Regions from separate parts of the Homo sapiens genome. Here region 1 is linked to region 2. Evidence: chromatin contacts called from ENCODE Hi-C or POLR2A ChIA-PET data. All regions are on one chromosome and are shown on one strand. The core of a region is the stretch at or near the end of the contact, and the rest is flanking DNA. Distances in the headings are between cores, read along the strand shown. Region 1 overlaps PRKX (protein kinase cAMP-dependent X-linked catalytic subunit). Region 2 holds the start of PRKX-AS1 (PRKX antisense RNA 1).

The links. A loop is a pair of places that touch in the nucleus more often than their neighbours do. ChIA-PET counts read pairs that join two places held with the same protein, here RNA polymerase II (POLR2A). Pooled maps may share reads with other maps.
Region 1: a loop to region 2 is called in a map of heart right ventricle, with 3 times the contacts of the local background. The contact joins the enhancer-like site here to the promoter of PRKX-AS1 in region 2. A Hi-C loop is called at or near these places in 5 of 168 maps with a recorded cell type or tissue (CD4-positive, alpha-beta T cell, Caco-2, heart right ventricle and 2 more), 1 of 37 single-sample maps with no recorded cell type and 7 of 50 pooled maps. POLR2A ChIA-PET finds 5 or more read pairs at or near these places in 6 of 52 experiments (CD4-positive, alpha-beta T cell, OCI-LY7, T-cell and 2 more).

The regions. Positions count from the first base shown.
Region 1 is chrX:3,696,305-3,700,131 of GRCh38, forward strand. The region is part of intron 1 of PRKX (protein kinase cAMP-dependent X-linked catalytic subunit); the gene reads right to left. Among named protein-coding and RNA genes, the nearest start is that of PRKX, 15 kb to the right of the region's middle. RefSeq lists an enhancer at 3,774-3,827. Within about 2 kb of position 1,552, at least 12 of the 41 ENCODE cell types and tissues checked have a DNase peak (open chromatin) inside an H3K27ac peak, as active enhancers do; they include heart right ventricle, where a contact is called at or near this core.
Region 2 is chrX:3,657,650-3,661,328 of GRCh38, forward strand. PRKX-AS1 (PRKX antisense RNA 1) reads left to right here and starts at 1,838. Exons shown (of 3, transcript NR_046643.1): 1 at 1,838-1,889. All of the region lies in intron 2 of PRKX (protein kinase cAMP-dependent X-linked catalytic subunit), which reads right to left.

The DNA of each region.
Region 1 (3,827 bases), core at 302-2,801, 38 kb after region 2:
ACAGACACTCCTCAACTTACAATGATGACATTACACCCCATAAACCCTTTGTAAGTTGAAAATATGGTAAGTCAAAAATGCATCGAATACACCTAACTTACGAACATCACAGCTTAGCCCAGCCTGCCCTAAACGTGCTCGCAACATTTACATTAGCCTACAACTGGGCAAAATCACCTAACGTGAAGCCTAGTTTACAATCAAGTATTGAATGCCTCATGTAATTTACTGAATACTGCACTGCAAGTTAAAAACAGAACAGTTGCATGGGTACTCGAAGCGCGGGTTCCACGGACTGTGTCTTTCTCACCATCGTAAAATCAAAAAATCTTCAATCGAACTATCCTAACTCAAACTACCATAACTCAAACCATCATAAATGGAATCATCATAAATTAGGGATCTTCTTTATAAGACAGACTTTTTTTTGTTTGGCTGGACGCGGTGGCTCACAACTGTAATCCCAGCTCTTCGGGAGGCCGAGGGAGGCGGATCACTTGAGGTCAGGAGTTTGAGACCAGCCTGGCCAACAAGGCAAAACTCTGTCCCTACTAAAAAAACAAAAAATAGCCAAGCATGGTGGCATGTGCCTGTAATCCCACCTACTTGAGAGGCTGAGGCACGAGAATCACTTGAACCCGGGAGGTGGAGGTTGGGGTGAGCCAAGATTGCATCACTGCACTCCAGCCTGGGCGACAGAGCAAGACTGTCTCAAAAACAAACAAACAGAACAAACAAACAGACAAACAAACAAAAAGCTACCTACTCACCAGGCACAGTGGCTCATGCCTGTAATCCCAACACTTTGGGAGGCCGAGGCAGGAGGATTATTTGAGGCCAGAAGTCTGAGACCAGCTTGGATAATACGGCAAACCATCCCCACACCCCCATGTCTACTAAAAATACAAAAAATTAACCAAGTATGGTGGTATGTGCCTGTAGTCTCAGCTACTCGGGAAGGCGCGGCACGAGGACTGCTTGAGCCCAGGAGGTGAAGGCTGCAGTCAGCTATGATTACGCCACTGCACTCCAGCCTGGGTGACAAAGCAACACCCAGTTTCTAAAAAAAATAGAAAGAAGTCACTTGCTCTATCTTCACCATCCTGCTATTAAATTGGAGACCTGCTTCCTGCACACTCTGTTACTCCTTTATCTCCTGGGTCACTAATCTGAGAACAATCCTACTTCTTACTTTCCTTATCACCAGGCAATGTTTGTTTTCATTAATCACAATGTCCTTTTTTTTTTCTTTTTTTTTTAAGATGCGGTCTCACTCTGTCACCCAGGCTGGAGTAGAGTGGTGTGATTATGGCTCACTGCAGTTCCAACTTCCAGGCTCAGGCGATCGTCCTGCGTCAGCCTCCTGAGTAGCTGGGACCACAGGTGCTCGTCGCCATGCCCGGCTACACTTTTTTGTTTTTGTTTTTGTAGAGACAGGTTCTTACTGTGTCGCCTAGGCTGGCGTTGACCTCCCAGGCTCAAGCAGTCCTCCCGCCTCGGCCGCGCAAAATGCTGGGATGACAGGCATGGGCAACCGCACACAGCCATGAATCACCATGTTTTCTTTACACAGTCTGGGAACCCCAGCTGAGAGTCACACAGAACATGCTTTCTGGAACAAGGGCATCCCAAGGGAACAATTGACAAAATCGCCTTTTGGAGCACACACAGGTCTACCCAGGGGCACTCTCTGTTCTGCTCACTCAACAAGAACACCAGGCAGCCAGCTAGGGAACAGAGGATTCCTTTCCCACACAATGCGGCCATTCTTTCCTGAGCAGGTGGGTGGGCCAGCCGCTTAGTTTCATCTGAACATTTGCCAACATCCAAAGAATTAGAGTGTTTTCAGCAGCCTTAAGCGTTGTCATGAAATCAGCCAAAAACCTGTGATGCGTATGGCTGGGTGTACAACTACGGATCTTGTAGTGACTATCGTATATGCTGGCATACCACAGAGCCACAGACGCAGGAAGAAATGCAAAGCATCCTACTGAAAAAACTCACCAACTACATAGAAAGAAGCAATTTTTCTCTTTTTCTCTTTTTTATTTTTAGAGAGATGGGGTTTTGCTGTGTTGCCCAGGCTGGTCTCGAACTCCTGGGCCTTGAAAGGTGAGAGTGATCCTCCCACCTCGGCCTCCCAAAATGGTGCAATTACAGGCATGAGCCACCGTGTCCAGAAAAAGAAGTAGGTTTTCACTTTTTGTTGTTGTTGTTGTTGTTTTGTTTTTGTCTTTGTGGTTTTTTCTACATGTGTTTTGTTTTTTGTTTTTGTGTGTGTGTGTATTTTTTGAGACAGGGTCTCACTGCCGCTCAGGCTGGAGTGCAGTGGCATACACAGTGGTGTGATCTCGGCTCACTGCAACCTCCGCCTTCCGGGTTGAAGCGATTTTCGTGTCTCAGCCTCCCGAGTAGCTGGGATTACAGATGCCCGCCACCACACACCCGGCTAATTTTTGTAGTTTTGGTAGAGACAGAGTTTCACCATGTTGGCCAGGCTGGTCTCAAACTCCTGACTTCAAGTGATCCGCCCACCTCAGCTTCCCAAAGTGCTGGGATTACAGATGTGAGCCACCCCACCCAACCAGGTTTTCACTTTTAGAGAGGTGGAGAATCTATCCCAGACCACACACTCGCCCACCATCCCACAACTTCCAAAATTCTTTTTTTTTTTTTTTTGAGATGGAGTCTCGCTCTGTCACAGATGTGTGCCACCACGCCCAGCTAATTTTTATTTTATTTTTTTTTTTGAGACAGAGTGTCACTCTGTCGCCCAGGCTGGAGTACAGCGGCACCATCTCGGTTCACTGCAATCTCTGCCTCCCAGGTTCAAGCAATTCTCCTGCCTCAGCTTCCCAAGCAGCTGGGACTACAGGCGTGCACCACTACGCCCGGCTAATTTTTTGCATTTTAGGAGAGACGGGGTTTCACCATGTTGCCCAGGCTGGTCTCAAACTCCTAAGCTCAGGCAATCCACCCACCTCAGCCTCCCAAAGTGCTGGGATTACAGGCGGGAGCCACCGTGCCCGGCATTTTTTAAAGTTTTTCTTTTTCTTTTCTTTTTTTGAGGTGGAGTCTCACTCTGTCACCCAGGCTGGAGTGCAGTGGCACAATCTCAGCTCACTGCAACCACCGCCTGCCGGGTTCAAGTGATTCTCTCACGTCAGCCTCCCAAGTAGCTGGGATTACAAGCACCTGCCACCACGCCCAGCTATTTTTTTGTATTTTTAGTAGAGACGGGGTTTCACCATTATGGCCAGGATGGTCTCAAACTCCTGACCTCAGGTGATCCACCCGCCTTGGCCTCCCAAAGTGCTGGGATGACAGGAGTGAGCCACGGCGCCCAGCCAGGGTTTCACTCTTAAAGAGGTAGAGAATCTCCATCCCAGGTCACACACTTGCCCACCATCCCACAACTTCCAAAGTTCTAAATGAGCATCAGAAACACTACAGCCAAATGGCACAATTTCAATTGAGAATGCTTTCAGTGCAACCTTCCTGTTTATTTTTACTTTTCCCTTTGAAGGAAGACAAGCTCCCGGAACTCACACAGCTGTCCTGAAATGCATCGTATTTAAGGACATGCCTCTGTAGCAGGTGGCGGCTGCCTTGTTTTCTGCACTTATTTCTGTGGCTTTTTGGGTGAAGAGGAGACTGGGAGTGTTGATTACACAGAGGAGGAAGCTGGAGCTAAAACAGCACCAGCTGAGTAAGAGAAACTTAAAAAAAAGCAGAGCTCAATCAGAGCCTAATAGTCACAAGCTATGAACACATCAGACTACAAAAAACCAAAATTAGGCGGTGACCTTTGAAGGTCAAAAGGGATG
Region 2 (3,679 bases), core at 588-3,087:
ACTAGCAGACTGCATCCCAAACCTGCTAGGAAAAGGTAGCCCTTTTAAAAAGCCCCAAATGAAGTATTTCGAAGCACTTGCTTGTGGGAGCTTGCCTGAGGTGCTTCTCCTTACAAAGGTGTTGATTAATGGAAGAAAACGCAGCAATGAGAGATTGAGGAAGGTGGGGGTAGGGATGAAAGAAGGAACAGAAGATACTGAGGTGCGTCTGTGCATTCAACATCTCAGCACAAGTTACAAATACAGTTTGGAGAGATACGCACTGATAATGAAAGAACGTTTTCACCTAAAGATGGGACGGGTGGGGTATGAGGCAAGATTTGGAACTAAGGGCTTTGGGATTTTTGTTTGTTTGTTTTTCAGAGAGTTTTGCTCTTGTTGCCCAGGCTGGAGTGCAACGGTGCAATCTCGGCTCACTGCAACCTCCGCCTCCTGGGTGCAAGCGATTCTCCTGCCTCAGCCTCCCAAGTAGTTGGGATTATAGGCGCCCACCACCACGCCCAGCTAATTTTTGTATTTTTAGTAGAGATGGGGCTTCACCATGTTGGCCAGGCCGGTCTCGAACTCCTGACCTCAGGCGATCCACCCGCCTCGGCCTCCAGAAATGCTGGGATTACAGGCATGAGCCACCGTGCCCGGTCTGTTTGTTTCTGAAACAGGTTCTTATTCTGTCTGCCAGGCTGGAGTGCAGTGGTGCAGGTAAGGCTCATGCAGCCTCAACTTCCCGGGCTCGAGCAATCCTCTCACCTCAGCCTCCCAAGTAGCTAGGACTACAGGTGCATGCCACCATGCCTGGCTAATTTTTATTTACTGTTATTTGTAGAGACAGGGTCTCACTGTGTTGCCCAGGCTGGTTTTGAACTCCAGGGCTCCAGCAATCCTCCCGCCTCATCCTCCCGAAGTGCTGGGATTACAAACGTGAGCCACTGTACCTGACCTGGGCTTTGTTTTTGGAGAGGACTCGGAAGACACCAGCATGCCCGTGTTCCCATGAGCACATGAGCCTTCACCAGTAGAAGACACCCAATAGAATCAGGAGCATAAAGGTCTTCAACCATGACCAGGACCCGTGCCAGTTTTGTCTCATCTGATCATGATGCTATCACAGATGCTCCCCTGCAAGCTCATTCAAATGAGCTGCACCCCGCTGGTATACAAAGAAAACAAAATGAGGCCCAGGAAACCTTCCCTGAGGACAGGGAAGGATGCTCAAGGTCGACCGGATGGTCTTGTCTGCTAGCACAGGCCATTCCACCAAAACAATGTAGAATGAAGGCAAGGACGTGGGAGACAGCTTGCAATGACACAGAGATTAATGCTAAGAAAAATCATAGGCTGGGCACGGCGGCTCAATGCCTGTCATTCCAGCACTTTGGGAAGCCAAGGCAGGAGGATCACTTGAGGCCAGGTGTTGGAAAGCAGCATGAGCAGCACAGCAAGATCCCGTCTCTACAATAAAAGAATCAGCCAGGCATGGTGGCATCCCAGCAATTCGGGAGGCTGAGGTGGGAAGATCATTTGAGCCCAGGAATTGGAGGCTGCAGTGAGCTATGATCACAACATCACTGTACTCCAACCTGGGTGACAGAGCAAGACCTCATTTCTAAAAGGAAAAAAAAAAAAAAATAGACACATGCTACTGTGAATTTTAAATGAACATTTATTTGACTAATCACAATGTTTTTATGTATTAGCAAAAATATGGGCCTCTTATAAAAAAGGCTCTTACCTAACGCACTTTTAAATTTGCAGATTCTGCAATGATGCTGGAGGTGGGGGACTAATGACCCACACATACAGGTTGCAGGAATGCCTTCTGCTCTCCACCTTGCTGCTGGATTCCTGCCCCTCAGCAGCTGGGTGGCTGAAGGGAGCTCAGGAAGCTCAGGGTTAGACATTTCTTCTGTTTTTTTTCCTTCAGTTACTGAAGGCTGTGCACCTGTGTCCCACCTCTCCATTCACTTCTTATAGCTCAGCAAGTTCAAAATGTGTGGTCTTGAGGCATAAAGGGAAGCAGGGACACTATATGAGGAAGGAGAAGTATTTTGTTGGAGTGGTGTTTTTTTTGTTTTTTTTTTTGTTTTTTTTTTTTTTGAGACAGTCTTGCTCTGTCACCCAGGCTTGGAGTGCAATGGCACGATCTTGGCTCACTGCAACCTCCGCCTCCCGAGTTCAAGTGATTCTCCCGCCTCAGCCTCCCGAGTAGCTGGGATTACAGGCGCATGCCACCATGACCGGCTACTTTTGGTATGTAGTGGCTGTTTTCCAGAGCAATCTGCTGGAGTTCTAAAAGACCCAGCACATACCCACATTCCTTCCATCTTATCACTGACATCTCGACTCATTTTCTCCCAGCTAAATGCCCTGTTTTTCTGCTTTGCACCGTTATTGGTTGGGCAAGAGTGTTCCTCTCAGTAATATTTCGTGATTAAGCACATGGCATCTCAAATGCATGACAGTCAAACTGTACTTTTGTGGATGAGCTTAGAAGACAACCATGATTTCATGATTTCACTGTTCTGGTGGGGAAATATTTTCCAAGGTCCAAATACTATCGTACTAGTGAACTTTTACAATAAACTTCTGTGTCAGCTGGTGACTTTCTAAATTTCTTCAGGGCGCAAGGTGGAAGGAAAATTTAGCTACGACTGACCAGCCAAGGTGTGATACTGAACATTTGGGGGTAACACTGAGCTCTTGAAAATACCATTAATAGTCAAAGCAATAGCAAGACCACTGTCTACAACTGTTAATTTGGTTGAAGAGAATATACATGGCTCTACTTCCCTATGGCTCAAATATGTAAGAAAAAGATGGACGCATGCTTACACACACACATACAAACACACTCTCTCTCTCTCTATCAATTAGCTTGCAACACATTTTTGGATATATCCTGTATCCTCCCCCATCTACCTCACTCTGGGATAATAATCTGCACAGATCCTCTTAAGAATAATGCATCACCTTGTCACAATGTAGCAGCAGGTCACCTTTCAGGAGCATCAGAGATAATTAACCATGGTGGGAGATTAGAAGGATTTGGGTAGGTTAGAAGCAAGGAATGAAAGAACTTTGAGGATTACACAGGCATGTAGAATACGCAAGCCCTGACAATACAAACATCTCAGGTTCGGTCACTTGGCTTGCAGGGGAAGTTGCAATTTCAACCATGGGTAGGATGATCTGTAGAGGAAGAGAGTTAGGGCTTTGTATCAAATGAGAAGAGGAGGGAAGGGACGAGGAGAGGAGGGGAAGGAAGAAGAGGTGGGGAGAGGAGGAGAGAAAGCAGGGGAGAAAAAGTTACTGCACGAGTGGGGAAAACTACTGAGATGTGTAAGGTTGTATGAAAATACATCTGTTCCACAAGTGTCTCAGTAAAATCAACATCAACAAACCACAAGGCTTAATAAAGTCACCTTATCAGTATATATGAAATGGAGACATCATTTTTACCTATACACTAATGCGGGATCACCCTTCAGCATCTTTAAGAAGTAACAGTTTACAAAGAGAGTTAGCAAGTAAAAACATACTCCTTTAAGAAAAAGAAAAATCTAGATAACTGGGATTCTCTTGCCCTTCCCCAAACCAATAAGATTAAGTAAATATTATAAGAAAAAAGAAGTTCTCTGACACATCCTTCCTTCAAATCTTTTATCAGTAAGACTTTGCAGGC